3 separate regions of the Homo sapiens genome follow, and regions 2 and 3 are each linked to region 1. The links are chromatin loops, found by intact Hi-C in ENCODE. Cell type or tissue: CD4-positive, alpha-beta T cell. All regions are shown on one strand. Each heading gives the region's core, and the rest is flanking DNA. Links, peaks and the distances in the headings are about the cores only. Region 1 overlaps G3BP2 (G3BP stress granule assembly factor 2). Region 2 has its middle 15 kb from the start of USO1. Region 3 overlaps USO1 (USO1 vesicle transport factor).

What was found. Hi-C counts contacts between places; a loop is a spot of excess contacts. Peaks named below come from ENCODE experiments on the same cell type or tissue, not always from the same donor. Only the 100,000 strongest peaks of a DNase experiment are listed, where the experiment ranks them.
Region 2: it touches region 1 in a loop (5-fold over the local background); 10 of 110 quality-filtered maps call a loop at or near these places.
Region 3: a loop joins it to region 1, with 2.5 times the contacts of the local background. A loop is called at or near these places in 11 of 110 quality-filtered maps.

Annotation. Positions count from the first base shown.
Region 1 is chr4:75,648,118-75,659,030 of GRCh38, forward strand. G3BP2 (G3BP stress granule assembly factor 2) reads right to left here. Exons shown (of 12, transcript NM_203505.3): 3 at 10,726-10,807; 4 at 9,440-9,613; 5 at 8,807-8,897; 6 at 7,651-7,753; 7 at 6,949-7,129; 8 at 5,866-5,964; 9 at 522-624. Among named protein-coding and RNA genes, the nearest start is that of G3BP2, 20 kb to the right of the region's middle. In CD4-positive, alpha-beta T cell, for the core only: a CTCF peak has its summit at 5,928 (motif pointing right); DNase peaks (open chromatin) are centred at 6,974 and 7,654; H3K27ac peaks cover 922 bases.
Region 2 is chr4:75,703,836-75,714,748 of GRCh38, forward strand. It overlaps a transcript of G3BP2 not described here. Among named protein-coding and RNA genes, the nearest start is that of USO1, 15 kb to the right of the region's middle. RefSeq lists an enhancer at 1,182-1,927. In CD4-positive, alpha-beta T cell, for the core only: CTCF peaks have their summits at 4,725 (motif pointing left) and 4,931; a DNase peak (open chromatin) is centred at 4,686.
Region 3 is chr4:75,771,111-75,782,023 of GRCh38, forward strand. USO1 (USO1 vesicle transport factor) reads left to right here. Exons shown (of 24, transcript NM_003715.4): 7 at 1-27; 8 at 3,566-3,686. Among named protein-coding and RNA genes, the nearest start is that of USO1, 52 kb to the left of the region's middle. In CD4-positive, alpha-beta T cell, for the core only: no CTCF peak of the experiment used is centred there; no DNase peak of the experiment used is centred there.

The DNA.
Region 1 (10,913 bases), core at 1,690-9,689:
GTAGGGCAGATCATGAGGTCAGCAGATCGAGACCATCTTGGCCAACATGGTGAAACCCTGTCTCTACTAAAATACAGAAAATTAGCTGGGCCTGGTGGCGTGTGCCTGTAATCCCAGCTACTTGGGAGGCTGAGGCAAGGGAATCATTTGAACCCGGGAGACAGAGGTTGCAGTGAGCTGAGATCACGCCATTGTACTCCAGCCTGGCGACAGAGCAAGACTCCGTCTCAAAAAAAAAACAAACAAACAAAAAAAAAAAACAAAAAACCGTGACAATAACCAAATAAGACTTAAGTCTTTTACACCTTCAAAATATGTCACCATGGCATGTCAACCAATCCTCCCTAAAAATTGGTTATTTGGCCCCAGACACTATTTAGCAGGTTGCTCACATCACATCTTTAAGCAATTTGAGACTATATGGGTCTGTGTATAGAACGCATCATAGTTTTTTGTTTAAGTTCAGTCTTTTACAGCCTTACAAATGTTAAATGCTAAAGGCTATAAAGGAGCTGACTCACCTGGTCTTGGTCCTCTAGGAGGAAAACCAGGTCGTTCTCTAGGTCGTTGTTCACGCACACGAGGTGGCTGAGATTGAACTTCTGGTTTAGCTTCGACTCTTGGCTAAAATATAAAGAAAAAAAAACATTATAAAAAACACTCCACTGGAGAAAAACCAACCAAAGCACCTAACGACAAGTCACTAGCAGACATAACAGTAGTTTTAAGTTTAGAATGTTTTTAACATAGTGTCCTATGTATGAGAAAAATAAATTTTTATCAAGATATTCTGTACCAATCTAGGACTGTAGGTAGCTTTTGTTTTCCCACTTAATGCTGTGTAACTCACAATAAGTTGCTTTTTACAGTCACATTTTTTCATTAAAGTTATATCAACACTGAAATAGCATAAAAGGTATTGCTACCAAAAAAAAAAATCACAAAAATGCAAGATGAACCACTCCATGTAAATACATAAACAAAATTAAAAGCCATCTTCATCTTAGACAAGAATACATAACACATAATTTCTGAAAATCTAATTTGCTATCCTTCAAATGTAACAGTGCTCAGTAGTATTGCCTAAATCTCTGCCCATAACCTTAAAATCAGTATTTTTATAGTTCAAAGTATAAAAATTAGCTTGCTCTAACACCTGAAATTGCTACCTGTAAGGTTAAAATGCATGTTAAAAAAATGACAGAAACTTATAGGAACTTGTATGTAGCATCTCAAATAGTTAAAGTCCTTTAGCTCCCTACTGTTCTTCCTTATGAGAAAAATATGCATTTGAAGTATTGGTCCCAACGATTTTCCTTAACTAGGGGTCTGGGAGTAATAGGACAGTTTAAGATGCCTCCCAAAAGTTTCTGCCAACTGCTGAATTAAACATATAATTATTTTTAAAACAAAATTACATCGGCGTCTGCTATTACCTTTTCCTCAAGACAACAGCATTTTCAGTATTCCCAACCTCTTCAGACCTTCTACTACCCAAATATTTATGGTCCAAGGAGAGACAAATATATGAGCCTACAAAGGATGCTGAAAACACCCAACAGGATATGGAGAACATGTCCTCAACTCAGAAAGCTAGTAATTTCAGTCCCATCTTTAAAGATGGTCATCTCCATGTAATCCCAGCACTTTGGGAGGCCAAGCTGCGCGGATCACCTGAGGTCAGGAGTTTGAGACCAGCCTGCCCAATATGGCGAAACCCAGTCTCTACTAAAAATACAAAAAATTAGCTGGGTGTGGTGGCAGGCACCTGTAACCCCAGCTACTTGGGAGGCTGAGGCAGGAGAATCGCTTGAACCCGGAAGACGGAGGTTGCAGTGAGCCAAGATCACGCCACTGCACTCCAGCCTGGGCAACAAGAGTGAAACTCCTTCTCACAGAAATAAATAAGTAAATAAATAAAAAAGTGGTCATCTCTGAGGACCTCAGTCCATGCAGCGGCTCAAACTCTTTAATCATTTATATAACAGATATTGTAATTTACAAGGACAAATTCTGACACAAAAATGCTTCCTTCAGCCAGGCACAGTAGCTCATGCCTATCACCCCAGCACTTTGGGAGGCCGAGGCGGGCAGATCACCTGAGGTCGGGAGTTCGAGACCAGCCTGACTAACATGGAGAAACCCTGTCTCTACTAAAAATACAAAATCAGCCGGGTGTGGTGGCACATGCCTGTAATCCCAGCTACTAGGGAGGCTGAGGCAGGAGAATCACTTGAACCTGGGAGGCGGAGGTTGCGTGAGCAGATCATTGTACTCCAGCCTGGGCAACAAGAGAGAAACTCCATCTCAAAAAAAAAAAAAAAAAAAGCTTCTTTCAAAAATGACAATTTAATGTAAATGATTTCAGCCACTGTAACCAAAAGGAATATTAACTCCTATGCTAACAGTTTAACCAAGTTTGCCTGCCTCTTCCTAAATTCTGTTTTCCTCTATGTCAATGTCCTATTTCCCTCAAGATGAAGTTGCTTACCATATTCTAGAATTCTACTAGTTATAAAATGAATATTTTTAACTCTCTCCAGGTTTTGTTGTTATTTATATGTATTTACTCCTATAAAGTCTGTATCTTTTATTTTTTTAGAGAGACACAGTCTTACTCTATTGCCCAGGCTGGAGTGCAGTGGCACAATCATAGCTCACTGTAACCTCAAATTCCTAGGCTCAAGTGATCCTCCTGCCTCAGCCTCCCAAGCAGCTGAGACTACAGGCACGCCAGTGCCCAAGGCCCATATCTTAACTTACTTTTACATCACCCAAAGAACCAAGCACAGTGCTATTAGACACAGATGTTCAGTAACTATTTGTTCATTTAAATTAAATTACATTTTTAGTTCTCTGACCCAAAACATGCAGGATAATGTTCTATGTCTGACAAAGATACGTAAGTGACAGCCCTGAGACCACCGCTATCTGTATTTGGGGTTTAATTCTATATAATAATTTGATGCAAAATGTGATGCTGAAAAAGGCAGTTATTTAGAAACTTCAACTAAGGGGGTCTAAAGGCATACTTCAGTATGAATATAAACAGAATTAGAGAATAAACGTACTCTGTCAAAGTTTAATAAAGTGAGTGTATTACTGGCAATTAATAAAAACACTAAATGCACCTTTATTACAAAATTTAAGAAAAACCTTAGACTCATTCAATCCAAATGTTATCAAAGAACTTGAGGCCCTGGTCTTGACTGATTTAAATTCTTTTCAAAACAGATTATCAAAACACGAGTAACTACAAGTAGCAAAATAAAGTTCTTCCTTATTCTTTAAGGATGAAAATTAAAAACAGATAAAGTTAAATATTAATAATTTCCAACATCTTACAAATAATTCATGCCATTGATTTAGGAATCTGACTTTAAGTAGATATCTGATGATGCCAGTTTAAGAAAAATACAAGAACAAAAAGCTAACACTGTCCCTTTCAGTAACTGATTGACATATGTTAACTAAGTCAGCTGCATACTTATAATTCTTCAGGTCTCCAGTTTCATGATTAAAACTAGTTTTTCTGAACAGATAACATGGCCAATATGCCACACAGTAGAGGGCCTTAAAATTAATTCCATGCAACCAGAAAGTATGATCAAATGACAAACCCACAAATGAAGGTCAAACAGAATATGAAGTAAGTACAGAACCATCAAATCAAGTCAATAAAAGCAGGTATAACCACAAATAATAAGCCCTTCAATTAAACATAAGCTTTGTAGGTGAACTAGTCAATTTCCAGACAAAATATTTTATTCAAGAAATTAACTTACCTACTTCTAAGTTAATGCCTACCAATACCCTGGAATTAACTTCCTTTTATCAATAATCTATGTTCAAAGTACAAGGAAATGAATACTACACAAAAGTAACAAACTAAAATTGAAGGATTATTAAATCAAGTAGAAATATCATGAATCCATTTTAAGTATAGCCTAAAGACATTAGAACGTTCTTTTAAAGTTTAAATTCTAAACATTTAAAATTTTTGTTTTATTAAAGGGGTGGCATAGGAAATACAACTTCATTTCCTACAACTAACTTTGAAAATATATTTAAGGCAAACTACTTGAGATAAATATGAAGGTATTTTTCTGGGCAAGAGACTAGGATTTAATCAGGCATGTCTTAAGAGTCCTCTTTGATGCAAATACAGATAAGATACATGACTCTGCAGCAAGGTGCTGGAGAATTGCATAAGGTTTACATGAGGCTGGGCGCAGTGGCTCATGCCTGTAATCCCCACCGTTTGGGAGGCCAATGCGGGTGGATCACTTGGGTCAGGAGTTTGAGACCAGCCTGGTCTACATGGTGAAACCCCGTCTCTACTAAATATACAAAAATTAGCCAGGCGTGGTGGCGGGCACCTACAATCCCAGCTATTCGGGAGGCTGAGGCAGGAGAATCACTTGAGCTGGGGAGGTGGAGGTTGCAGTGAGCTAAGATAACGCCACTGCCACTACCACTGCACTCCAGCCTGGGCGACAGAGCGAGACTCTGTCTCAAAAAAATAAACGTTTACATGAGCCACATATGGACTCATGTCCCACTGCATGACTTCAAAGCCCAACCCTACTATGTACATAAATGTCTGTGAGTTACTCTAGACCTCAATTTTTTGATCTCTAAAACAGAAACAATAGTACCCACCCTGACAGGGTGGTTGTGAGGATTCACTGAAAATGAACAAAAAGTGCTTCACACAATGCTTGGCGCATATCAAAGGCATAAGCACTAGCTATTTTAACTTTTAACTGTTTAAACTCTCTGAAATGAAATAATCCAAAGGTTCCAAATCCAAATCTGATAGGAAATGAAGATTCCAAAAGAAGGGCCAAAAGTTATTTATTGGGTCTTCATATGGGTAGAAAAGCACAAAACAATACTGCACAAACTAATTTCCTTTGTTAAGATGGAACTCTGGGTGACCATCTTACATAAGGGTAACCACGCATTGCCTGAATACCCAAATGAAAAAAAAAAAAAAGTATCACGGGCGTATTCTACTTTTATGTAGCTGATTATGTGTCCCAACACCAAAAAACTAAAAATTACTACTTTTAAAACCTCAAAATTTCACTGCTTAGAACATATAAAAGATACATTTATATACTAACATTTCAAACATAAATTTTCTAGTGGAATGAAGTTTAATGCAAAATGTAGGGAAAAAATTGGACACCCTTTATATGCTGATAAACTTAATTAGAATTTAGTTCATTCTAAACTAAATCTAACAAACTTCTTAGGTAGGCAGTGTCTTATTTTCACATTTTTGAAAGCTCTGAAATGGGTAAGATGACAAACAGACAAAAAGCAGAATACTAGAATGATCAGTTAAGGTGAACACTACAGTCATAAGTTGGTACAGGCTTCAATTAAGTGGTGTGAACCACTTACACACTGAGAGCTTAGGCAGCGTATGTTAAAAAGTTTCCTGGTTTTTTTTTTTTTTGCTTTAAAAAAAAAAAAAAAAACAAAAACGATTCTTTATTACGCCACACTACTTTGTGCCTCTCCGAATTTCTTACCTAAAATATTTTTGCTAAATAGAATTTGAAGCTTTTGAAAAAGGAACATTCTTTTTGTTATTTTAAGAAGCCTTTTAAATGACAATATTATATACTGGTAAAAACCAACTTAATCTGTATTTCACACACCCAAACCCCAAATACCACCTATGTAGATGATGAATGGAGATTTGACATTTAAAGTGGGTGCACTGACATATAATACAAGTTTTTTGTATATTTAATCCATAATTTCTGATTGACTCATTTTTAAAAGTATTTTAAAAATAAGCAATTGGCAATGTAACAAGGATACAATCCAATGTGTTCACAGATTGGTTACCTGTGAGACTGGTGCTTTAACATGGGGTGGAATTCCAGAGGAAGAAACAGTACCACTAGGAGGCAGGTTTTTACTGGTCACTGAAGCCCAGGAGAAAGCCTGCAGGAAATGCAACAAACCTAGACTACTAATCATGGAAAACCACCAACATTCCTATAGGGAAACTTCCAAATATATATTTTCTTTTCATTTCTAAACTATTGCTCTATATTGGAAGACTCCTAAAAGAAAGGCACACACACACATGCCAGTCTATGTGCCAGCTTTCAAAATCTCATTATGCAAGCTTATTTATAACTTTTGTCTGACTACTAAGTAAAACCATAAGCAAGTTCCTACGTACTCTAAGTAGATGAGCAAGTGGCAAACAAAACCACTAACAAACATGCTAGAAAAACCTGAACCTAATAGAAACAATTTATTTCCCCTTTGGGGGTAAGATAGGGTGTGTGATGGTGTTAACGGGAGAGGGAAGGATAGGAAAGAAGAGAGTATTAGCTGGAAACTCTGACATTCACAAATTGAACAAAGAATCTCCTCCTATCACCACTCAAATATACTTTAACCTTTGACTTTGAAGAAAGATAAAAGAAGTTTCAGGTAGGCTTACATGATACACTAAGGATGTCACTCATCTTTCCAAGATAGTTTAATTGGTGTAGAAAGGAAACTGATCCCATTTAAACCACAAACAACAGGTATCTCTTCTTTTAATTATAGACCAACTTGTTTAAGTTGGGAAACTGCATGATTCCTGGTGCATCTGTGCTCAGAGAATTTAATACAGAATGAAAGAACAACTGACAGCTCTATACATGGATCCAAATAATTTCATATAAGTTACTAAACAATGCATACAGACAAGGATTCATCTTAAGTTATAAGTTTCACTCTTAGAGGGGTATTTTGCGGGGCAGGGAAACAATAACATTTTCTCAGGTAACAAACAAACCCCACAGCTTCTTTCATATACATAAAATAATTTACTAAACAATTTAACATAATAGAAAAAGGTCATACTTCATTAACAGCACCAAATTTGAACATGTGATGTTGTAAGTCTAAAGAGTTCTTTGATCTAACCTTTGGTGGTTCTTGTGGCAGAGAAACAGGTTCTGCCGGAGGAGGAGTAGTAGATTTCTCCTCTAGTTCTTCTAAGTTCTTCTCCTCCACTTGTGGTTTCAGCTCTTCAGTCTTTGTTTCAGATTCTGGCTCAGGTTCAGGTTCATGAGAGGATTCTTCCAAAGGCTCCTCTATGCCATTACTACAATAAAATATTTAGTTCACTTTTTAGTAGGAGTTCAAGTAAGAAAAAATTCAATTTCTCTCTAATCCAATGGGTGTAACTAGTTATATGCCAATAACTTGTTCTAGATCTACAAAGTATTCAAAGCAAAATTCCAAAAAGAGCTATAAGACAGAAGGAATAATACTCTCAAGTAGCAGTTCTTTAATCCCACCATTTCAAAACTGAATTACTAAGAATGTTTACTTTAGTGCTAACTATAAACCTTATCTTTTATAAAAATAAAATGCTTACTCTGTGTTGTCTTCAACACTCTACATTATCAGTAAGGAACCACTGTTTTGGTGCAAGCCATGTTCAATTTTTGTATTAAATAAAACCATTCTTTCCAAATTTCTTGCATATACACAATAGGTACTCAAATACTGACATAATAGGTGGTTTTATCAAGAATTTACTTTCAACAATAATTCTAGGAACAGAAACCACCTTGCTGACATAGTTCAGACCAAATTTAACCTTGCAAATAGTATGCTTACGTCACAGGGTGAGCTTCATAGTAACCACTGTTAGCATTTTCTTGCACAGGTTCAGGAGATGGTTGTCTTTCTTCTTGTTCCTCTTCTACTTCATCTTCTGATTCTGAAAATACATAATACAGCACATCTTTTTTAAAGAGGCTTCACAATTTCTAACGGACATATTTTTAACATGTTTAAGGAAGTGGTATGATAGCAAAAAAGAAAATTTGACAATTTTCTTTCCTTTTTTTTTTTTTTTGAGATGGAGTCTTGTTCTGTTGCCCAGGCTGGAGTGCAGTGGTGTGATCTTGGCTCACTGCAACCTCCGCCTTCTGGGTTCAAACGATTCTCCTGCCTCAGCCTCTTGAGTAGCTGGGGTTATAGGTATGCACCATCATGCCCAGCTAATTTTTTTTTTTTAAGTAGAGATGGGGTTTTCACTGCATTGGCCAGGCTGGTCCCGAACTCCTGGCCTCAAGTGATCCACCCGCCCTGGCCTCCCAAAACACTGGGATTCCGGGCATGAGCCACCGCGCTCGGCTCCAATTTTTTTTTTTTTAATAACAAAGGCATTCAACTACAATATCCCCTGTTCTCTCAAAAACTGGAGAGCAAGGATGAAGTTTAATATTTATTGTACTCTATTAGAAAAAAACAAATCTTTCAGTAAAAGGAAAAAAGTTATATTAAAGCCACAATTTAGCTTCCTTTGTAACATATATTTAATAGAGCAATAATGATAAAGAAACTAACCACTGTACATCAATGGAAGATCAATTAAATAATTACGGCATAGCCACAACATAGACAGCCAACAAAGACATATTATTACATTAAAAAAAAGGAAGCTTTGAGTCAGTGTAATTCCACATTTATAAAAATACATGTTGCCAAGTATAGAATCCAAAAACCTTCTCCAATAGGCACCAAACTTGGTTATCTACAGAGGATGAGACTGAGGGGAACCTTTTTCCTTGACATCCAAATTTTGTATATTTTCAAACAATGGACATCTTTTTGTAACAACGACAACAACAACAAAACCATGAAAAAAGGATGTTTGACACAGTTACAATAAAGCAGCAAATTTCCGTAGATGTCATACTTATAGAAATTAGTCCATAAAGAGTACCAACAGAACCCTTCTATCTTCATATCTTCAAAGTAACCTCACCTTCATCAAGTTCAGGCTCAGAATCACCAAACACTTCATCTTCATAACGAAACATATCATTGTGAACATAAAATTTATTTGGAACAGATCCCTATAGGAAACAACATTTATTCCATAAATATCCAGAAATCTGGTATTATATAAAAGAGCAAATTACATGGCATACACAATTTCTCATTTTAATACTAGAGATCTTGACTCAATATAATTTTCCAATGCTGAACATGCTATGATGTTTATATAAAATAAAAAGGTCACTCAAAAAAACATAATAGCAAAACTCGCAATTACTTTTGCACCAACCTAGTAGAACTCAAGAAACAGCTATTTAATAGAAAAGAAACCAAAAGAACTCTTCTATTTTGTTTTCAAATGTAACCTTTCAAATATACCAATATATTTTTTGTATTAATGTAATCTTAATCATCTATTTACAAACTTGTATCAGTATTTGATTTTTAATTCCAAATAGTCAAAGCACATGTACACACACGCACTCACTCAAACAACAGGTCAAACACAAATTCCCCAAAAATAACAATATGCAAATCTAAACCTATTAGAAGAAACCTCTGGACACTTCAACCAACTAGCAACCATATAAATGAAAACTAAGTGAATTGAGAAACTTACTTCAGGAGCCAGAACAAAGGTTTGCATAAACTTTCTTTCTGGTTGTCCACTGTTAGACAGCAAACCCATGACCTGGACAACTACTCCATCACTCAAGGTTGCATGAGCATCCACATGACGAATTTTAGTATGACATTCACTGAAGTTCAGAGATAATACTTTGTGGTGTATATCCTTTATTAGGGAGGGAGGGAAAAATATAAACTCTGTGATACTGCATTACCTACACAATAATATTACCTACCCTCATTGATTTCCTTACAACTCTGCAATATTAACTAATCTTCCTGAACTGAATCCAACGACCATGCTGTGCATCACTGCCAGAATGATGTTCCTAAAGAAGAAATCACAATAGCTCTCCAATATTGTGCAGTAATCTGGGCTTTATACAGCTTTCTCCCACTTTTCTGTAGTAAGTATTTGGTCATTCTCACAAATTGTGTTGACGGCTCCTTGAACTTACACATAATTTTACTGTGTGTTTGCTGATGCTATTTTTTGTCTACTTATAATTCCTTATTTGGTAAGGCCAAATCTTGTGGTCTCACATCCTCTACACAAAGTCTTCCTTCCCTGTTAGGCCATAGGAAACATACATTTCTGTGCATTCCTATAGCATAGGGTTTAGCTCAGATTTGTATAAACTTAATACACTGTCTCAACTATCTCATGTATAAAATACATCAATGATATAAAACATACCATTTTCTCCTTTGTAGCCATCGTAATATAACACCATGTTTCATACAAAAATGATGTTTAAGAACTCAAGCATGTTTGACAATTATTGTCAAACTGAACAACTATTGACAATTTATGCTGACAATTACTGTCAAACATAAATTTCAGTTACCAATAACAATCATATTGGGGAAAAAAAAAAAAAGCCGGCCGGGCGCGGTGGCTCACGGCTGTAATCCCAGCACTTTGGGAGGCTGAGGCGGGCAGATCACCTGAGGTTGGGAGTTCGAGACCAGCCTCAACATAGAGAAACCCCGTCTCTACTAAAAATACAAAATTAGCCGGGTGTGGTGGTGCATGCCTGTAATCTCAGCTACTTGGGAGGCTGAGGCAGGAGAACTGCTTGAACCTGGGAGGCGGAGGTTGTGGTGAGCTGAGATCGCACCACTGCACTCCAGCCTGGGCAACAAGAGCAAAACTCCGTCTCAAAAAAAAAAGAGAAAGAAAGAAAGAAAAAAAAAGCCATGGACACAAGAAGGCTATTTTTTAAAATCTCCATCTTAACACAAAATTTCTAAACTACATATGAAATTGATACTTACATTTTGGCCATAAACAGCTTCCTGGGGCTTTCCACTAGCATCTACTCCACCATGAACATAGGAAGAATTCCTGCCATAAAACCTGCAAAACCATAATTAATGATTAACACTGAATTGTCAAGAGAAGCCTAAGAAGCAGAATTCTGGTGTCATAGACTAGGTTCCGGATCCCGCTCTGTCACTAATTA
Region 2 (10,913 bases), core at 1,084-9,083, 55 kb after region 1:
CCAAGGTCATTTCATTTTCTTATTATTAGAGTTTAATTAAATGATAATTTAACCTAAATATAATTTCATTTTACCACGATGTTTCTAGGGTATCTCAGAGTAAATGCTTCTTTTGATTGATAAATAAATTTTAGATCTTAAGCAAAATGCATAGTCCTCTGTAATGTCTATGAAAGGTTTTTTTTTTTTTCTTTTTTTTTTTGAGACAGAGTCTCGCTCTGTCGCCAGGCTGGAGTGCCGTGGTGTGGTCTTGGCTCACTGCAACCTCCGCCTCCTGGGTTCAAGGGATTCTCCCGCCTCAGCCTCCCAAGTAGCTGGGATTACAGGCACGCGCCACCATGCCCGGCTAATTTTTGTATTTTTAGTAGAGATGGGGTTTCACCATGTTGGCCAAGCTGGTCTTGAACTCCTGACCTCATGATCTGCCCACCTCAGCCTCCCAAAGTGCTGGGATTACAGGCGTGAGCCCCCGCCGGACCTGTTTGTTTGGTTTTTGTTTTGAGACAAAGTCTTGCTCTGTCACCCAGGCTAGAGTGCAGTGGTGCTATCATGGCTCACTGCAGCTTGGAACTCCTGGGCTCAAGTGATCCTCGGGCCTCAGCCTCCTGAGTAGCTGGGACCACAGGCTTGAGCCACCATGCCCAGGTAATTTTTAAAATTTTTTATAGAGACAGGGTCTCACTATGATGCCCAGGATGGTCTCGAACTCCTAGGCTCAAGTAATCCTCCCGCCTCGGCCTCCCAAAGTACTAGAATAGTAGGTGTGAGCCACTGTGATGGCCCAATATATTTTTTTAATTTAATTTAATTTTTTTGAGACAGAGCCTTGCTCTGTCACCCAGGCTGGAGTGCAGTGGCGCAATCTCGGCTAACGGCAACCTCCACCTCCTGGGTTCAAGCGATTCTTCTGCCTCAGCCTCCCAAATAGCTGGGATTACAGTTGTGTGTCATCATGCCCGGTTAATTTTTGTATTTTTAGTAGAGACGGGGTTTTGCCGTGTTGGCCAGGCTGGTCTCAAACTCCTGACCTCAGGTGACCCACCCGCCTTGGCCTCCCAAAGTGCTAGGATTACAGGCGTGAACCACCACACCCAGTCTTAATTTTTTATCTCTAGGCCTGCCCTGAGATTTAAGCCTGTTCAACCCACAACCCAGGACAGCTTTGAATGTGGCCACAAATTCATATGCTTTCTTAAAACATTGAGATTTTTTTTTTAGTTCATCGGCTATCATTAGTTTTAGTGTATTTTATGTGTGACCCAGGGAAGCCAAAATATTGGACACCCCTGATCTAAACCCATTGCCACACTTGGGGAAAAACATGCCCAGAGGGGATAATCTTTCCCCTCCCCAGTGGAGGGCTCAGGTCCATTAAACTGCCTGACCTCCCAGCATTCGGGTTCCTCAGAGATGCAGATAGCCCATTTCACAAAACAGAATGCCCACAAAAGCCTGGGCTGCGCCTACAGGCTACCTGGGAGGTACAGGCCCACACAGAGAAACAAGAGGTGGCAACCTACAGTAAATCATGTTTTACCATTTCAACAGAAGTCTGGAATTATAGACCAGAGCCATATTAAGTCAAATTCCTACTTTCCAGTGGATTTTCCTGTGTATTGTCTCTAGTCGCTTCCCTGTGGTGATCAGATGTAAAGCTTATTTTGAAAAATAAAAGGCCTGCACAGGTCAGGGAGTGGGTTGGGAGAGCCAGAGAAGAGCACATTCCACCCTACAGGAGGCCTGGAGGAGGGAGGCCTTCCAGGAAAGATGGATGGCAGGGAAGGCAGGCTGGGAAGGAGAGTGAGGGACAAAGGCATCAGGGCTGAGTAGTGGAAAGGCCGTCCCTCCAGAAGTTCTGCCACAGCCACATTCAGGATCTCCTAAGTGAGCTAGGCGGGGGCCTTAAAAAGAACGGGTAGGAGGTTAACACACTTACTGTGGAAGTGGGCTATGAAGAAAGAACAGGTGTAACAGCCTCTCAACATCTATAGACCAGCAAATGCCATAAAATTTTACTGCCCTTAAAACTCATGGATAATATTTATTTAGTGAGCATAGGAACAGTGACTGGAATAATGAATACTTGCTATGTGTCAGGCACTATTTCTAGTTCTTCCCATACACAATATATATACATATACATATATATGTATACACACACATAACATTATATATGTCTCCACTCATTTAATCCTCTCAACAATCCTATTGTTACCAGAAAGGAGTGACACTATGAGGTTGGTTCTATTATTATTTCCATTTTACAGATGATGATATAGGCTCACAGAGGTTAAGTAACCAGATGTAACTCATAGGTGAGTGCTTTGGAAACTCTACTAAGATCCTACTTACACTTGAACTTCAGCTATTCTTATAAACCTGGATATTGAGGCAGCATTGTGTTTTTGTTTTTGCTTTTCCTTTGGTAGATATAGGGCCTCACTATGTTGACCAGGCTGTCTTTAAGTCCTGGCCTCAAGTGATCCTCCCGCCTTGGCCTCCCAAAGTGCTGGGATTACTGGGCCATGCTGCTCTATTGTACTCTTGTATACTGTTATGGATTCTGGAGCTAGATTGGGCTTGAATCCTGAGCTCTGCCACTTAGCAGCTGTGGTGTGACCTTAGCCGAATGAGCATAATGAAATCAGCCTGACCAACATGGAGAAACCCCATGTCTACTAAAAATACAAAATTAGCGGGGCGTGGTGGCGCATGCCTGTAATACCAGCTACTCAGGAGGCTGAGGTAGTAGAATCGCTTGAACCTAGGAGGCAGAGGTTGCGGTGAGCCGAGATCGTGCCATTGCACTCCAGGCTGGGCAACAAGAGCGAAACTCTATCTCAAAAAAAAAAAAAAAAAGAATGAGCATAATGATACTGCCTACTCTACAGGGTGGTTATGAAGATTATATTAGCTAATATATGCAAAGTTATTAGAACAATGTCTACAATATGGTCAAAGTTGACCACCACTAAAGGTCTATGTTAAATGACAAGTAGCAAATCGGAGTGGAAAGGACTATTATGCATAGCAAGGGGAACTGCTAACAACCTTAACAGCAAAAGGGAAAAGAGTGGCCAGGCTTGGTGGCTCATGCCTATAATCCCAGCACTTTGAGAGGCTGAGGCGGGCGGATCACCTGAGGTCAGGAGTTCGAGAGCAGCCTGACCAACATGGAGAAACCCTGTCTCTACTAAAAATACAAAATTAGCTGGGCGTGGTGGCGCATGCCTGTAATCCCAGCTACTCGGGAGGCTGGGGCAGGGAGGTGGAAGTTGCAGTGAGCCAAGATCGCACCACTGCACTCCAGCCTGGGCAACAAGGGCGAAACTCCGTCTTGAAAAAAAAAAAAAAAAAACAGAAAACACGGAAAATAGTATAATAAAAGACAGGTATGTACGGGACATGTGACCCTCCAGCCCTCAAATAAAAACTAGACATTCACAACCAGGTTGGGATAAAGAAATTGACCTGAGATAATGTCTACAACACTTAAGACAATTATCGGCAGCGCCGTGGCTCACGCTTGTAATCCCAGCACTTTGGGAGGCCGAGGTGGGCGGATCACGAGGTCAGGAGATCAAGGCCACGGTGAAACCCCGTCTCTACTAAAAATACAAAAAATTAGCCGGGCATGGTGGCGGGAGCCTGTAGTCCCAGCTACTCGGAGAGGCTGAGGCAGGAGAATGGCGTGAACCTGGGAGGCGGAGGTTGCAGTGAGCCGAGACTGCGCCACTGCACTCCAGCCTGGGTGACAGAGCGAGACTCAAAAAAAAAAAAAAAAAGACAATTATCAGTTTTTAAGTTTTTGCTATAAAGGATCATTAATGGTTAGCTTTATTATAATCCGGTGGTTTAACAAATCAATGTAGAAAAATGTTGATTGGGCCTTAGTCCTGTCAAAGATAAATTTTATGAAATTAAAATGAACTTGCATTTTTCAAACTTTGTGGCATTTACTTAGAGCAGAACTGGATTTACTGAAAGCAGAATATATTATTCAATATTACACATTAATTTTCAGAATAAAAATGTAAACATTAATTTAATTAACTCATTGGGTTTTTTAAACTACTGTTACTACAAATGACCTGCTTTTCAGCCAATATATACATAAAATGAGATTTATTTCATAGTAAATTCCATGTATATGTAATTAACAGACCCTCTATAACCAACTATGTGCATCGACAAAGTGTTACTTACTGTGCTGTGTGCTGAAATGGTTGCCCTCTGCTAGAGGGATAGGTATTGCCTTAGGGAAGTACCCTTTTCAATTTCAAACCAGAAAACTAGGAACTGTCAGGGAAGGTGTTAAGAAGGCTGTCAGGACCTTTTCCTTGCCCTGTCTCTTGGCCTAGTCTTGAGGAATCTAGGTGAATACCCTTCTTCCCCACTAGACTTGGCTCTTACAAAGAACTTGGCAAACATGTTTTGTTCTACTCTAGCCCCTACCATCAAGCCTGGCTAATGATTCCTTGGATGCTGGGAGTAAAGAGGGCCCAGTATGCATGAATAGCCCAAGACCTAGGAAGACAGGGATCCCCGTGAGCTGCAGAGGGTAAACAAATTCTATAAGCCACATGATCTTGATTGACGTCACTCTCACTCATAGAATTTATTTCTCCTAGCAGCTAGAACCCAGCTCAGCTGTAGACTAGATAATAATTCACAGCAACTGGTCCACAGCCTTAAAGGGGGAAGCAGTGCCTCCTAGAGGCAATTATGCTGGTGGAAGCAGTAATTTGTGAGACCTGAGGAGATGGTCCATACATCTTGGGGAATACAATAATGATAATATGGTCCGGTTGAACCTCTCCACTGGGATCTTCTCCATTAAGTTACAAAGTTTGGGCTGGGCATGGTGGCTCATGCCTGTAGTCCCAGCACTTTGGGAGGCCAAGGCAGGAGGATCGCTTGCACTGAGGAGTTTGAGATCAGCCTGGGCAGCAGAGTGAGACTCTCTACAAAAATAAAAAACAAAAATAGCTGGGTCCAGGCACAGTGGCTCATGCCTGTAATCCCAGTACTTTGGGAAGCCAAGGCAGGAGGACTGCTTGAGCCCAGGAATTCAAGAACAGCCTGGGCAACATGGTGAAACCCTGTCTATAAAAAATACAAAAAAATAGCCAGGCATGGTGGCGCACACTTGTAGTTTCAGGTACTTGGGAGGCCGAGGTGGGAGAATAACCTGAGTCCAGGAGTTGGGAGCTAAAGTGAGTCATAACCAGTCACTGCACTCCAGCCTGGGCAACAGAGAGAACTTGTCTGAAACAATAACAACAACAACAAAACAACCAGCCAGGCAGGGCATGGTGGCTCACACCTGTAATCCCAGCACTTTGGGAGGCTGAGGCAGGGGGATCACAAGGTCAGGAGTTAGAGGCCAGCCCGGCCAAGATGGTGAAACCCTATCTCTACTAAAAATACAAAAATTAGCCAGGTGCGGTGGTTGGCCCCTGTAATCTCAGCTACTCAGGAGGCTGAGGAAGGAGAATCGCTTGAACCCTGGAGGCAGAGGTTGCAGTGAGCTGAGATTGCACCACCACACTCCAGCCTGGGCAACAGGGTGAGACTCCGTCTCAAAAAAAAAAAAAAAAAAAAAAACCTACTACGAAAAAAACCGACCAGCCAGGTGTAGTAGCACATGCCTATAGTCTCAACTACTCTGTAGGCTGAGGTACAACGATTGCTGGAGCCCAGGAGGTAGAGGCTGTAGTGAGCCATGATCATGCCACTGCACTCCAGCCTGGGCAACAGAGCAAGACTCTATCTCAGAAAGAAAGAAAAAGGAAGGAAGGAAGGATTGATTTGTGGTTTCATTTTTATTTAAAGAATGCAGTTGTGTGTGTGTGGTGGGGCGGGTTTCAGAGATGGGGTTAGGGGGTCGTGTCTCATTATGTTGCCCAGGCTGGACTCTAACTCCTGGGCTCAAGGGATCCTTCCACCTCAGCCTCTGGAGTAGCTAGGACTACAGGCACACATCACTGCACCCAGCTCAAATAATGCAGTTTTTTACAGTATCATCTATTCCAAGGGTTGCTAACCTGTTCCCTTCAACTCCATCAACTCACTCTGGGTCCTCACTTGGGTAAGAATAGACCAGCTCTGATGGCCCTTGGCTTGAATTTATTGAAAGGGTATAGACTAAGGTCAGCTAATTCCATTTAATGGGAAAAAAGAGCTTATTGAACATATGACCACATACTAGGTAATGTAATGTGCTAGGTACCAAGCTATTACTGAATGTTAATGATACCTTCTATAAATGACAAGGTGTGGGATGTGTTTGGACTGCTTTATTTTTTCTAGGGACAGAGTCTCACTATGTTACCAAAGCTGGTCTTGAATTCCTGGGCTCAAGCAATCCTCCTGCCTTGACCTCCCAAAGTGCTGGGATTACAGATGTGAGTACCACACCCAGCCTGCTTCTCGAGTTGGTGGATGACGACATGAGAAACCAAGAGGACTGTCTCTCCTTGTCTCCATGTACTCTGACAAGATTGCAGCTTTGTCACAGGCCAGAAACAACTGGGAAACACTTCCTCTATAAGTGGGCCTCTGTAATCTATTGGTTACTTTTCCACATCTCATAAATTATGTACTTCCCCAAGTGAGCTAACTTAGCTGGGAAGTAAGCAAAATTGACCCTTTAACAATAGGGGTTTGAACTTTCTCCCACAAGAATACAAGCTCCACAAAAGCAAACATTTTTGTCTGTTTTAATCATTGCTAAATCCCCAGTGGCATAGTAGCTGCTCACTAGCCGCTTATTTATTTGTCGAATAAATAAATGATGAAGCCAGGATTCAAATTTAAGTCTGTCTGGCTTTATTTATTTATTTTTCAGGAACGGGGTCTCACTTTGTTGCCCAGGCTAGAGTGCAGTAGTGTAATAATAGCTCACTACATCCTCAAACTGCTAGGCTCAAGCAATCCTCCTGTCTCAGCCTCCCACGTAGCTGGAACTACAGGTGCACACCACTAGGCCTGGATAATTTTTTTTTTTAAGAGATGGGGGTCTCACTATGTTGCCCAGGCTGGTCTTGAAATCCTAGCTTCAGGCAATCCTTCTGCCTTGGCCTCCCAAAGTGCTGGGATTATAAGCAGGAGACACCGTGCCTGGCCCTGTCTGGCTTTATTTTATTTTATCCTTTCTCACCATTCCTATTCAACCTGTCTGGCTTTAAAGAGTAATTTTCAGCTGGGTGCAGTGGCTCACGCCTGTAATCCTAACACTTTGGGAGGCCAAGACGGACAGATCACCTGAGGTCAGGAGTTCAAGACCAGCCTGGCCAACATGGTGAAACCCCATCTCTACTAAAATACAAAAATTAGCTGGGCATGATGGCGGGTGCCTGTAATCCCAGCTACTTGGGAGGCTGAGGTGGGAGAATCTCTTGAACCCAGGAGACAGTGGTTGCAGTGAGCCAAGATTGTGCCACTGCACTCCAGCCTGGGCGGTTGAGTGAGACCCCATCTCAAAGAAAAAAAAAAAAAAAGACTAATTTTCTTCCTACTGTCTGTCTCTCTTATAATTATTCTCATCACCTACCATATAGTGTGAGGAAAATAAAAAAAGAATAAAGGAAAGGGGCAGGGCATGGTGGCTCACGCCTATAATCCCAGCACTTTGGGAGGCCAAGGTGGGCGGATCACCTGAGGTCAGGAGTTTGAGACCAGCCTGGCCAACGTGGTGAAATCCTGCCTCTACTAAAAATACAAAAATTAGCTGGGCATGGTGGTGCGTGCCTGTAATCCCACCTACTCAGGAGGCTGAGGCAGGAGAACTGCTTGAATCCAGGAGGCGGAAGCTGCAGTGAGCCAAGATCATGCCATTTCACTCCAGCCTGTGCAACAACAGCAAAACTCCATCTCAAAAAATAAATAATATAATATAATATAAAGGAAAGGAAGAATGAAAGGGAAGGAGAAAGAGATGGTACCAAAGAGGATGGGATGAAATTCAGGCTCGGGCATCAGCTGCAACATGGAGCCCCTTGGGTCTCTCCTCCCTAGCAAACTAGTAGTTTTGTTGGGGTTCCAGATGACATTTCTCTTCCACAACTGCTTCTACTTAATTTGTTCCCTAAGTCTGTTGTTATTTGTGATTATAAAAAAGAAAAGCTGGAAATTATGGAACAATTGAAAGAAGAAATAATCACACAAAACCCTTCCATCAAAATACAACTACTGTTAGCAGATTTTGAATGTCCTCAACACAAAGAAATGATAACTGTTTGAGGTGATAGATACGCTAATTACCCTAATTTGATCATTATACATTGTATACATGTATTGAAATGTCATATTGTATCCCATAAATATGTACGATTATGTGCCAATTTAAACAATTTTATATATATACATATACATATATATCTACTCTTAGTTTATATCTTACTACATTTCCTTCTAAGCTTTTTCCTGTGTAAATATTTTAAACTTAGCTGGGATCATTCAGTAATTTCATATCTTGATTTATTCCTTTTTTACCATCATTTTTAATTTCTGTCATATACTAACATTATTTTGAGGTACATGATCTCATCATACTCAATGTAAAATTCTCAGTTAAATAAAGTGAGATTTTACTGCCAACTGGTATTAAATTTTCATGTTTTTCACATTGATTCTGTGAGAAGAGAATGTTAAAATTCCAGTTCTTACAACTGACAAGAGGAAAGATTTTTACAGTTCCCTCTGTCAAATATTTTTTAAACTGCAAAGAATCAATACAACATATGATTGTGTTTCTTTATAAAGCTGAGCAAATGCCATTATTCTCTGAGTATTTTCCCCTCCTAGGTCCCTCTAGATTACGATCACTGGGAGAATAAATGAATAGCCATTAACCCCAAAAGTGAACAATTATCTTGAACTATAAGGGAGGTGAAAATATCCAAATAGAAAGAAATTTGAATCAGGCTTTTTACTTAATATACACATAATGTTGTCTTCATCTAGTATATAAGACCATTCCATAAAGAGTTCTGTAGATTAATACAGTATGGAAGTAGTCTTAGTTATATAGCTGAAGGGAGTGACAAAAGATTTAAGAGAATATAGAATTTCTAAAACCAGCAAAAGGAACTATAGTATAGTGACTAGACTAGAGTTGCAGACCTGTTATGCTATTTACTAGCTATGTGACCAAAAGTGATCAAAAAACAAAACAAAACAAATAAACAAAACCCTATTCCCATAGGTTAGAGGTGGGTATTTTTAAGTATCAATCATAATTCAATTTAATCCTTACACCAATGCTATTAGGTTGGCAAGTTGCTTACCTAGTTTTTATCCTCCCTTCTATTGAGAGAATATGTCCATATCAAAACAAAACAAGAAAATAATTCATTTCCCAGGCACTCTGGCAGCTAAGAATGGACACAGTTCTTAACAAAATAGGTGGAAGTTGAAAGATGGAGATTCCTGGAAAGCTTTTCATACAGGAGGCAGACTGGCAACCACCAATGATTCAGGCAAGAATATGAAAGGATGCTAAAATTGGAGAGTGAAAGTTTGATGAGAAACAGGATATTTATACAGTATTAAAGCATGTTCCCAAATGATACTTACTAATTACAAGGGGAAAAAATAGTAACTGTACAATGGAGAAGACCGGTAGACAGTACTTTAAACTATTAATCAAAAGTGATATCACTGGCAGGGAGTGGTGGATCCTGCCTGTAATCTTGGCACTTTGGGAGGCCAAGGTGGAGGATTGCTTTAGGCCAGGAGTTCAAGACCAGCCTGGGCAACACAGCGAGACTCTCAACAGAAATCAAAATAAAATAAAATACATTAGTCAGGCATGTTGACAAGTGCCTGTAGTCCTAGCGACTCAGGAGGCTGAAGCAGGAGGATCCCTTGAGCCCAGGAATTTGAAGTCACAGTGAGCTATGAATGGGGCACTATACTGCAGCCCAGGCGACACAGTAAGACCCCATCTCAAAAAACAAAAACAAACCAAAAAAGTGGTAACACTAATAATGGGAAAAATAGATGTCATATACTTTCTGAGAGGATATACTATGAGAAGGACAGCACTTCTGTGATATTCTAATTGTGAGGCAAGCTCAGACAAACCTAAATTGAGGGGCATTCTACAAAATAACTGACCAATACTGTACTCTCCAAAACATCAAGATTATGAAAGACACAGAAAGATGGAGTAACTATTACAGATTAAAGACAGCTAAAGAGACATGACATCTAAACACAACATATAATCCTGAATTGGATCCTAGACCAAAAGAAAAAAACTTTTTCCCCAAAAAGGAAATTAGTGGGACTACTGCCAAAATTTGAATAAGGCCTGTAGATTAATTAGATAATGGCAATGTATCAGTGTTCATTTCCTGGTTTTGATTATTAAAATCATTGAGAAAATACTTTTGTCTTTAGTAATTAGACACTGAAGTATTTAGGTGGTCAAGTGACATCATGCCTACAAATTCCTCTCACATATTCAGGGGGAAAATATATACATTTAAAGAAAAGAAATGATGCTGGGCACAGTGGCCCACGCCTGTAACCCCAGCACTTTGGAAGGCCGGGGCGGGCAGATCACGTGAGGTCAGGAGTTCGAGACCAGCCTGGCCAACATGGCGAAACCCCATCTCTACTAAAAATACAAAAAATTAACTGGGCGTGGTGGCGAGTGCCTGTAATTCCAGCTACTCAGGAGGCAGAGGCAGGAGAATCACTTGAACCCGGGAGGCGAAGGTTGCAGTGAGCCAAGATCGCACCACCGCACTCCAGCCTGGGCAACAAAAGTGAAACTCCATGTCAGAAAAAAAAGAAAAGAAATGATAAAGCAAATGGGGTAAAAAGGTTCACCTTTTGCAATCTCTCTGCAATTCTGAAATTAGTTCAATATAAAAAGTTAAAAGGGTAGAAGAATGGGAAAG
Region 3 (10,913 bases), core at 1,623-9,622, 120 kb after region 1:
GATTCCAGGGAAGTTATACGTAATGATGTAAGTTAAATTTCAAAAAGAAATACAAAAATATGTGGCTTTTTTTTCTCTTGCAAATGAAATCCTTGTTGTTGAGTTTTAGGAAATTAGATTTAGAAAGCTGGAGTAATGACCTTTTTTTAAAAAAATTAAAAATTAGTAAACAGAGATGGGGGTCTCTCTATGTTGCCCAGGTTGGTCTTGAATTTCTGGGCTCAAGCAATCCTCCTGTCTTGGCCTCCCAAGATGCTGGGATTACAGACATGAGCCACTGAGCGTGGCTGGAGTAATGACCTTTTAAAGTTGTACAAGGCCACATTGTTTCATTCTTTCCTGGCTATCCAGTATTTTGGGTTAGACAAACCATTTTGCCATTCAAATTTATTTCTTCCATTAGTTTAGGATTTCTTATACTATCTGCTGAAAGGTTGTATTTGACACCAAACTCTACCTCTGCAATTTTCTTTTCCTCATAAAGAGTAGCGGAGATACCTCCAGACATTGAACTGTGTAAACCCAACAAAGCATTATATTTGGAATCCTTGCCCTTATTTGATTGAGTGTGTATTTCTAAGGATTTGCCTTGTTAATCATGGAGCATGATTTGCTCTGGACTTATTTTCCATTCCGATTTATTTTATATTTGCATATAAGTTTGAATATTTTGTATTTGATGCTGTATATTTTGTTGCATAAGCATTTTTCTCTATTGTTACCTACAACTTGATAAAAATTCTGTAATATTTAAAATAGCAATTAGAAAAATTAAATTCTGGAGCTAGGAGATCATATCAAGCTAATTAAATCTCCATATTTATAGTGAAATGCCCAAGACCCACAGAAACCAAGTAAAGTTAAGTGTTCTTTGTTAGCCATGTCTTACTCATCTTTTTATTTATGGTATTGGCCGTGTGACTTTTTCATCCTAAGTTTTAGTAAATATCATTTGGATTGCTCTTAGCCTTATAACTGGTTAATGGCAAAGCAGAGACAAAACTGAAGCATTCTTAACTCCTAGTCTATGGATACAGTTTTTAAAATTTGTTGTACTTAAAATTTTGTAATATGTATATCAATTCAGTATTATAGGTAGTGAACTTAATACAGTATGTAACTTACAAGAAGGACATTTTTTTTTGAGATGGAGTCTAGCTCTGTCACCCAGGCTGGAGTGCAGTGGCATGATCTCGGCTCACTGCAACCTCTGCCTCCCGGATTCAAGCAATTTTTCTGCCTCAGCCTCTCGAGTAGCTGGGATTACAGGCATGTGACATCACCCCCAGCTAATTTTTTTGTATTTTTAGTAGAGACAGGGTTTCACCATATTGGCCAGGCTGGTCTCGAACTCCTGACCTTGTGATCCACCCACCTCGACCTCCCAAAGTGCTGGGATTACAGGCGTGAGCCACCGCGCCCGGCCGAGAAGTACATTTTTTATTCTTTAATATTTAAGTGTCATTTTTAAGAAATGTCTTATTTAACTAGGTATCTATCTATTAGAAATTTGGGGTATCTTTCCTTGACTAAAATATGACTATGTATCTTTAAAGCTTCTGTTCTATTCTTTCCATGTCCTGCAATTTAAATAAGAGGATATCATGCAAATCATAAATTATGTCTCCCCACATCTTTTAATTTCATTACCACTTATTTTCATTTTCAGATATAAAAGTGCTCTTAAAAAAAATAACTGCATTAGGCCAGGCGTGGTGGCTTATATCTGTAATCCCAGCACTTTGGAAGGTCAAGATGGGTGGATCACCTGAGGTCAGGAGTTTGAGACCAGCCTGGTCAACATGATGAAACCCTGTCTCTACTAAAAATACAAAAAATTAACTGGGTGTAGTGGCGGGCGCCTGTAATACCAGCTACTTGGGAGGCTGAGGCAGGAGAATCGCTTGAACCTGGGAGGCGGAGGTTGCAGTGAGCTGAGACTGTGCCATTGCACTCCAGCGTGGGCAACAAGAAAGTAACTCTGTCTCAAAAAAAAATAATAATAATAACTGCATTAATTCTGGAATCTCCTGTTTTCCTTTAACTCTTTACCTTTTTATTCTGCTCCTAACCTTTTTTCAACTTTTATTTGAGACAGACAAATAAGTGTCTATTTATATTGGTTTTTATTAATTTTATGATCACAGATTAAGTTCTGTTTTTGTTGTAATGTCTGGATTATTGGTTTTTACATGTTTTATAACCTTTTTTTTATTTTAATAAACCTATTCAAGAGGGTAAAGAGAAAAGAAACTAAAATATACTAAGACCTTGAAAGCTAGTGGGTTCTATAGAACTTATTTTGTCTCCTTTAGTCTTTATAAAAACCCTGTGACAAAGATATTACATGAGTATACTATAAGTTCATGTAATTTGCTTAAAGTTGGCACAACTAGTCAGTAGGGCAACCAATTTTTTATTTTTTTATTTCATTAGTTTTTGGGGAACAGTTTTTGGGGAACAGTGTTTGGGCAACCAGTTTTTAAACCCACTTTATATAACTCAGAGCCTAAATATTTTCTCCACTGTATTTCTTCTTCTCTTTGTTAGTAGTTAAACTGAAGTTGGCAGCATTAAGTGGGAGAATTTGACATCCAAAAATAACTGTTTTCACCTTTTTCTCTCATATTAATGTTGAAAGTTGACAAGAAAATGAGTGGAATAAGCCCAATAAAGTCATAGGCATTTTTTGTCTTATATGAATACTTACCTACTCAGTACTGGTAGCCAACAGCTAGTTTGCCTCTATGGGACTTTTTACTACCTATTTGCTATTCCTCTTCCTCTACAATAATATCTGTGCTTTTTTTTCGTAAAATATTTGTTGTCTCTTTTACCATCATGCTATTATTTAATACTTAGGGACTCATAAATTGCATAATACCAAAATAAGCAAAAATGGGTAACAGTGAGTTTTTATTGAATGATAAAGATATTATAAAATATATAAACTGTATCCAGCTTACCAGGAGCTGAGAAAAACTGGAAGTCAGAGGCAATGGCTGCTGTGAATTGTCTTGTGTTGGACATGCCATTCACGAAGCATCAATTTTCATCTTCCTTTTTTATTTTGACTTAGAATCAAGTTTTGGGGATTTGAAGGCCAGATGTTTACAAGAATTTCTGAACTTTCTCTACTAGACTGTGGTGGTGTTCATTGATTTATATTATTGAATTGCAAGTTTTTCATTATTACTGTTGTGAAGCAGGTACAGTGGCATTCCTGAGACAGATACTTTCATGCTCAACTCTTTAGCTGCAACGAAAGCTATGTAGTGGTTAATGAATATAAAGGAATTCTAGTATGTTTATATCATAAAGTTGAAAGATAACTGAACTAGGAATTGTTAGAAGAGGATTCTAGTCTAGTGTCTGTCTCTTTGAGGTTTATAACCTTAGGGAGACAAATTGCTTAACTATTCTGTTCTTGTTTTCCTTATGTATAAAGTAAAGGAGTTGGGCTTGCAAAATCTCTGCCAGTTCTAAAATTCTGTGATTTTTGAAGTAATTTAAAAATGTCTCATAAATTTTGTACTCCACTAAACATTCTCTTTCTTCTCTATAGGGCGTCTTACTACTGCAGGCACTAACAAGAAGCAATGGTGCAATCCAGAAAATTGTTGCTTTTGAAAATGCTTTCGAGAGACTACTGGACATTATTTCAGAGGAGGGGAACAGTGATGGAGGTATAGTATGAAGAAATTATTTGAAGACATTCCTTTTGTACTCACTGACTTGTTAGGGTATAGGGAATACAGTTGGAGGGAGAAATGGGGACTCTTATTTATACTCTTTGTTTTTCTTTCACTATGGCATGTTGACTATCGATTTCTCTTTATCCTGTTTCATATTTGTTAGGCTTTTACAATCTAGGTTGGTGTCTTTCCTTGTTTAGAAAATCTCACCTATATCTCTTCAAATACTGTATTGCTAGGTTTCTTTTATTTTTCTGAAGCTATAGATTATTATGCATGTCCTTTTGCAGATTTGGTGATAGGGAGTTGAGTTGAAGGCAGAATTATATACTGAGTGAATAGGGAGGACACAATTGAGAATTAATGGGAAAGGTTAGAAATAGTCTTTTGGAGAATAGGAGAGCTAGTTAATTATTGTAATTAGGAAGATTTTCAAAGTGATACGAACCCCAGCTGGGCTTGATGGCTCATACCTGTAATGCCAGCACTTTGGGAGGCTGAAGTGGGTGGATCACTTTAGGCCAGGAGTTCGAGACCAGTCGGGCCAACATGGCAAAACCTCATCTTTACTAAAAATACAAAAATTAGCTGGGCGTGGTGGTAAACACCTGTAATCCCAGCTACTTGGGAGGCTGAGAAACGAGAATCACTTGAACCCGGGAGGTGGAGATTGCAATGAGCTGAGATCGCACCGCTGTACTCCAGCCTGGGTAACAGAATGAGACTCTGCCTCAAAAAAATAAAAAGGGGGATAAGGGCCCCATTAAGGGTATTCACCATGATTTTACAATAGCACCAACTACTTGAGTGTGTAATTTATTTTCTCCCCTAGCAGCACTCAGCTGCCTAGGTGCAAATATAGAAAAAAAACTCAGTTTTTCACAGGGTTGGGCCTTTTCTGGGAAGGTGCTATGAAAAGACAGTAAGACAAGAGAACATAGTATATTCCTATTCCACTTCTGTAGAGTGGAAGAAACGAAAATCTCTATAATCTAAGCTAGATAGGGAAGGAAATAAAAACAAGGGAGTTTCTAAAAAAGGCATTTGGTTGGTGGGCCAAGAGACTCAAGGAAGCCATGGAACAAATGTGTTGAAAATACTTGAGCCACAAAAATAGGTTTTAGTAAGAGAGGATTATCGCCAAAGATGAGGCAAAAAAACTGAGTGGTCTAGGTATTAGACGGGTTGCTGTTGAAATTAAAATTAAGTAGACAGCAGAGCTTAGAGAAAGAAGACTTTGAGCAAGATGCCAATGATGTTTTCCGTGGACAAAGGATAGTGACTATGAATTTGTTATATATCTGCAATGAGAAGTCGTAAGAGATGGTACAGCCATATAGCCAAGCCTCAAGGGAACAGGAGATTTTATGAGAGTAGAGGAACTATGGTCTCTCGAAAGTACACTGGGCTGGGAGGGTCACAGCTTCAACATGCTGACTCTAAGGTACATGGGATTGAGAACATGAATTACTTTCACTTGAGAACATTACAAGATAAAGCAGATTCTTTAAAGAAACGGAGCATTTCAAGATATAATTGGGTTATAGGGTGTTTTATTAACCAATATCTGAGAGTTGGCAATGGCATCATGAAAGGGTTTGAAAAGATTAAATGGAAGAGGGGAAATGCAAACTATTGTAAAATGAAAAACTGGGAAAGCAGAGATGACCAGAGAGGTGTACATTTTTGGAGGCAATTGAAGAAAATAGGGTTTTAAGGAAAGATAGAATTTGCTAAGTTTTCCTAGTTGCTAAAACAAGTTTCAGTGGCTCTTTGTAAGTGATAGTGGCCATTAAGGCTCTAGGGTTCACTAAGGTGCATGCTGGAAAGAAGGCCTGCCAGTTGTAGTGAGGGCTTTTGACATGCTTTTTCCTTCAAAGCCTTCAGATGGTCCTAATGGCAGACCATATTTAATAGATATTTATGGTCCTACCTAAGAGGCAGATAGAGTGGTTCCTCCTCATAAGATGAGGATCCATATGGTTCCTCAGTAGGAGGTGAGGAAGCCTCTAATCTGGAGAGATTAGGTCTGGTTAAATCAGGAATTCTTGAAAAGCATTTAAAATGTGCACCTTAAGCATTTTAAAGTTAAATGTAATAAAATAAAGGTGTATATTTATGTACTAATCTTTGGAATAGGGCCAGAACTACTACCTTGAATATGGGTATGCTGATTAAAGTTTTTCATCATCTTCCTTGCATACATCACGCCTATAATATATCATGTAGGATTTGCATTTTGTTTTCTTTAAAATAGATTGCAGGATATATCTGGGTTTTTAAAATTACTTTTCTATCTTTTAGAATTGTATTATCCATATTTAACAGCTATATTTTTAGTGACGTCCTTTCATTGAGTTTTGCCAAAGACTTAAATTTAATTTTCAGCAAAATAACTGTTTTCACACATATTTTGGTAGTTTTATATAGTATTTAATTAATAACCAGTGCAAATAGCATGGTAGATTTGTGAATGAAACAATTGATTCTTAGATGCAATACCAAAAGTGTGATCCATAGAAAAAAATTGATAAATGAGACTTCATTAAAGTTGAGAACTTGTGCCCTGCAAAAGATTCTGTTGAGAGAATGAAAAGATACTTCACAGATGAGAAGAAAATATTTGCAAAACACATGTTTGAAAAGGGACTTGTATCTAAAATATATTTAGAACTCTTAAAACTGAAAAATAAGAAAACAATAAGCCAATTTAAAGATAGACAAATGATCTGAACAGACATCTCACCAAAAAGATATACAGATGGCAAATGACCATATGAAAAGATGCTCAACATTATATATCACTAGGGAACTGCAAATTAAAACAATGAGATATCACTACATACCTTTTAGAATGAGGAAAACTAAAGAAAACATTGACACCACCAAATGATGGCGAAGATGTGGAACAACAAAAACACATTTGTTGCTGATGGGAATGCAAAATGGTACAACTACTTTAGAAAACAGTTTGGTGGTTTCTCACAAAGCTAAACATAGTCTTATGACTCAACAATCACGCTCTTTGGTATTTACCCAAATTAGTTTAAGACATATTCACACAAACATCTGCACATGAATATTAAAACACCTTTGTTCATAATTGCCAAGACTTGGAAGCAACCAAAATGTCCTTTAGTAGTTGAATGGATAGATAAACTGTACTACATCTATACAATGGGATGTTATTTAGCAATGAAAAGAAAAGAGTTATCAAACCATGAAAGGACATAAAGGAACCATAAAGGCATATTGCTGAGTGAAATAAACCAGTCTGAAAAAGCTACATAATATATTATTCCAACTATAGTTGACCTTTGAATAACTTAGGATTTAGGGACACCAATGCCCCAGTTGAAAATCTACTTTTTAACTTTTGGCTCCCCCAAAACTTAACCGCTAATAGACTATGTTTACCAGAAGCCTTACCAATAACATAAGCAGTGGATTAATACATTTTGTACGTTGTATGTATTATATACTCGATTTTTACAGTAAAATAAGGTAGAAAAAAGAAAACATTAAAATCAGAGGGAAGAGAAAATATATTTACTGTTCATTAAGTAAAGTGGATTATCATAAAGGTCTTCATCCTTGTCATCTTCATGTTGAGTAGGCTGAGGAGCAAAAGGAAGGATTGGTCTTGCTGTTTCAGGGATGGCAGAGAGGAAGAAAACATATATATAAGTGGACCCACGCAGTTCAAACCCAACTGTTGTTCAAGGGTCGGCTGTATATGACATTCTGGAAAAGGCAAGACTATGTGGACCATAAATATTTAGATCAGTGGTTGCCAGGGATTTGGGGATAGAGGAAAGAAGAGATGAATAGGTGAAGCTCAGGGTATTTTTTAGGGCCATGAAACTATTCTGTATGATACTGTAATGGTGGAGACAAGAGATTATACTTCTGTTAAAACTCATAGAACTTTATAGCACAGAGTGAACCTTAATGTAAACTGTGGACTTTAATTAATAATAGTGTATTAGTATTCATTTATGAATTGTATTGCAAGAAATGTACCACATTAATGCAATATATTAATGATGGGGGAACTGGAAAGTACAGGCATACATTATTTCATTGTATTTCCCAGGGAATATGTTTTTTACCAGCTGAAGGCTTGTGTCAACCCTGCATTGAATAAGTCTGTTGACTCCATTTATCCAACAGCACGCCCTCACTTCATGTCTCTGTCACAATTAATATTTCAAAAGTTTCATTATTATATCTGTTATGGTGATGTGATCAGTGATTTTTGATGTTACTATTGTAATTGTTTTGGGGTACCACAAACAGTGCCCATATAAGAGGGCAAACTTAAGCAAAAATGTTTTATGCATTCTGACAGCTCCACAGACTGGCCCATCCTCTCTCTCTCCCACTCTGTCTTCCCCTCTTCCCCTCCCTCCCTCGGGCCTCCCTATTCCCTGAGACATAACAATATTGAAATCAGGCAAATTAATAACCCTACAGTGGCCTCTAAGTGTTCAAGTGAAAGAAGAGTTGTATATCTCTCACTTTTAATCAAAAGCTAGAAATGATTAAGCTTTCTCTGCTGAAGATACAGAGGAAGGCATGTTAAAAGCTGAGGCCAAAAGCTAGGCCCAATAGCCAAGTTGTGAATGCAAAGGAAACGTTCTTAAGAAAATTAAAAGTTCTACAGCAGTGAACACATGAATAATTAGAAAGCAAAACAGCCTTATTGCTGATATAGAGAAAGTTTTAGTTGTCCAGATTGAAAATGAAACCAGCCACAACACTTCATTAAGCCAAGCGTAATCCAGAGTGACGCCCTGACTCTTCAATTCTGTGAAGACTGAGAGAGGTGAACAAGCTGCACAAGGAAAGTTGGAAGAATGGATATTGTGCATGAAAGTAGCAGATGTTGCTGCGTGAGATCTAAGGAAAGAAGCTGTCTCCCTAACAAAAGTACAAGGTGAAACAGCAAGTGCTGATGTAGAAACTGCAGCAAGTGTATCCAGAAGATTTAGTTAAGATAATTGATGAATTATGCTAAATGTTCAGCATAGACAAAACAGCCTTCTATTGGAAGAAGATGCCATCTAGAACTTTTGTATCTAGAAAGAAGTCACCCCCTGGCTTCAGAGCTTCAAAGGACAAGCTGACTCTCTTGTTAAGAGCTAATGCACTGTTGACTTTAAGTTGAAGCCAGTGCTCACTTACCATTCTGAAAATCCTAGGACCCTTAAGAAATATACTAAATCTACTCTGTCTGCCCTCTATAAATGGACAACAAAGCCTGGAAGACAGCACATCTATGTAATAGCATGATTTACTGAGCACACATTTACTGAACACACATCTCTTACACTTCTGTGTAAGAGCATGGTTTTCTAGGCCCAGTGCATTAGAAAAAACGATTTTCAAAATATTACTTCTCATTGACAATGCACCTGATCACGCAAGAGCTCTGATGGAGATGTAAAAAGAGAATAATACTGTTTTCTTTTTTTTTGAGATGGAGTCTCGCACTGTCACTTGGGCTGGTGTGTAGTGGTGTGATCTCGGCTCACTGCCACCTCTGCCTCCTAGGTTCAAGCAATTCTCCTGCCTCAGCCTCCTGAGTAGCTAACATTACAGGCACCCACTACTGTGCCCGGCTAATTTTTTGTATTTTTTTTTTTAGTAGAGATGGGGCTTCACTATGTTGGCCAGGCTGATCTTGAACTCCTGACCTCATGATTCGCCCACGTGGCCTCCCAAAGTGCTGGGATTACAGACGTGAGCCACTGTGCCCAGCCAATAATATTGTTTTCATACTGTTAACACAACATGCATTTTGCAGCCCATGGATCAAGGATAAATTTTGACTTTTTTTTTTTTTTTTTTTTTTTTTGAGATGGAGTCTCACTCTGTCCCCCAGGCTGGAATGCAGTGGTACAATCTCGGCTCATTGCAGCCTCTGCCTCCCAGGTTCAAGCAATTCTCGTACCTCAGCCTCGTGAGTAGCTGGGATTACAGGTATGCACCACCATGCCCAGCTAATTTTTGTAATTTATTAGAGACAGGGTTTCACCATGTTGGCCAGGCTGGCCTTGAACTCCTGACCTCAAGTGATCCATCCACCTCAGCCTCCCAAAGTGCTGGGATTACAGGTGTGAGTCACTGCACCCAGCAATTTTGACTTTCAAGTCTTAATATTTAAGAAATACATTTCATAAGGCTATAGCTACATAGATAGTGATTTCTGTAACGCATCTGGGCAAAGTAAATTGAAAACTTTCTGGAAACGATTTGCCATTCTAGATACCATTAAGAACATTTGTAATTCATGGGAAGTCAAAATACCAAGATTTACAGGAGTTTGGAAGAAGTTGATTCCGGCAACCCTCATGGATGACTTGGAGGGGTTCAAGACTTTAGTGGAGGAACCAACTGAAGATGTGGTATAAATAACAGGAGAATTAGAAGTGGAGCCTGAAAATGTGATTGAATTTTTGCAATCTCATGATCAAACTTCAACAGATGAGGGGTTATTACTTATGGATGAGCAAAGAAGGTGGTGAAGATGCTGTGAACATTGGTGAAATGACAACAAAGGATTTAGAATATTACATCAACTTAGTTGATAAAGCAGTGTCAGGGTTTGAGAGAATTGACTCCAGTTTTGAAAGAATTTCTACTGGAAGTAAAATGACTCACTGAAGACTCAGGTGGTCATTAGCATTTTTTTAGCAATGAAATATTTTTAAATTAAGTTATGTACATTCTTTGGACATGATGCTATTGCACACTTAATAAATTACATTATAGTGTAAATGTAACTTTTGTATACACTAAGAAACCAAAAAATTTGTGGGACTGACTTGATTGTGATACTTGCTTTATTGCAGAAGTCTAGAACCAATAAGTAGATGTCTGTGTAGAGAAACTCTATTTGTACTTACTTTTTCTATAAGCCTAAAACTGCTCTAAAAAATGATGTCTTTTTAAAAAAAAAATAATTTATTTTTGTCAACATACAGCTCAACTATTAGGAATAAAAGTGTTGATGTACCAGATGAGCTTACTTGTCGTTACGTACAGCATCCAGCATCAGTCAATATGTTTATCAGAAGAAACGGAGGCTATTGGTTAATCTATTAGTACTTGGTAAAGTAGAGATCAATTGGAGAGTTTTCACTGTGATAATAGTGAAAGCTGTAGTGTGGATGAAACTGCCCTGGAGAGTATATGCTGTAAACAAAGAAGAAA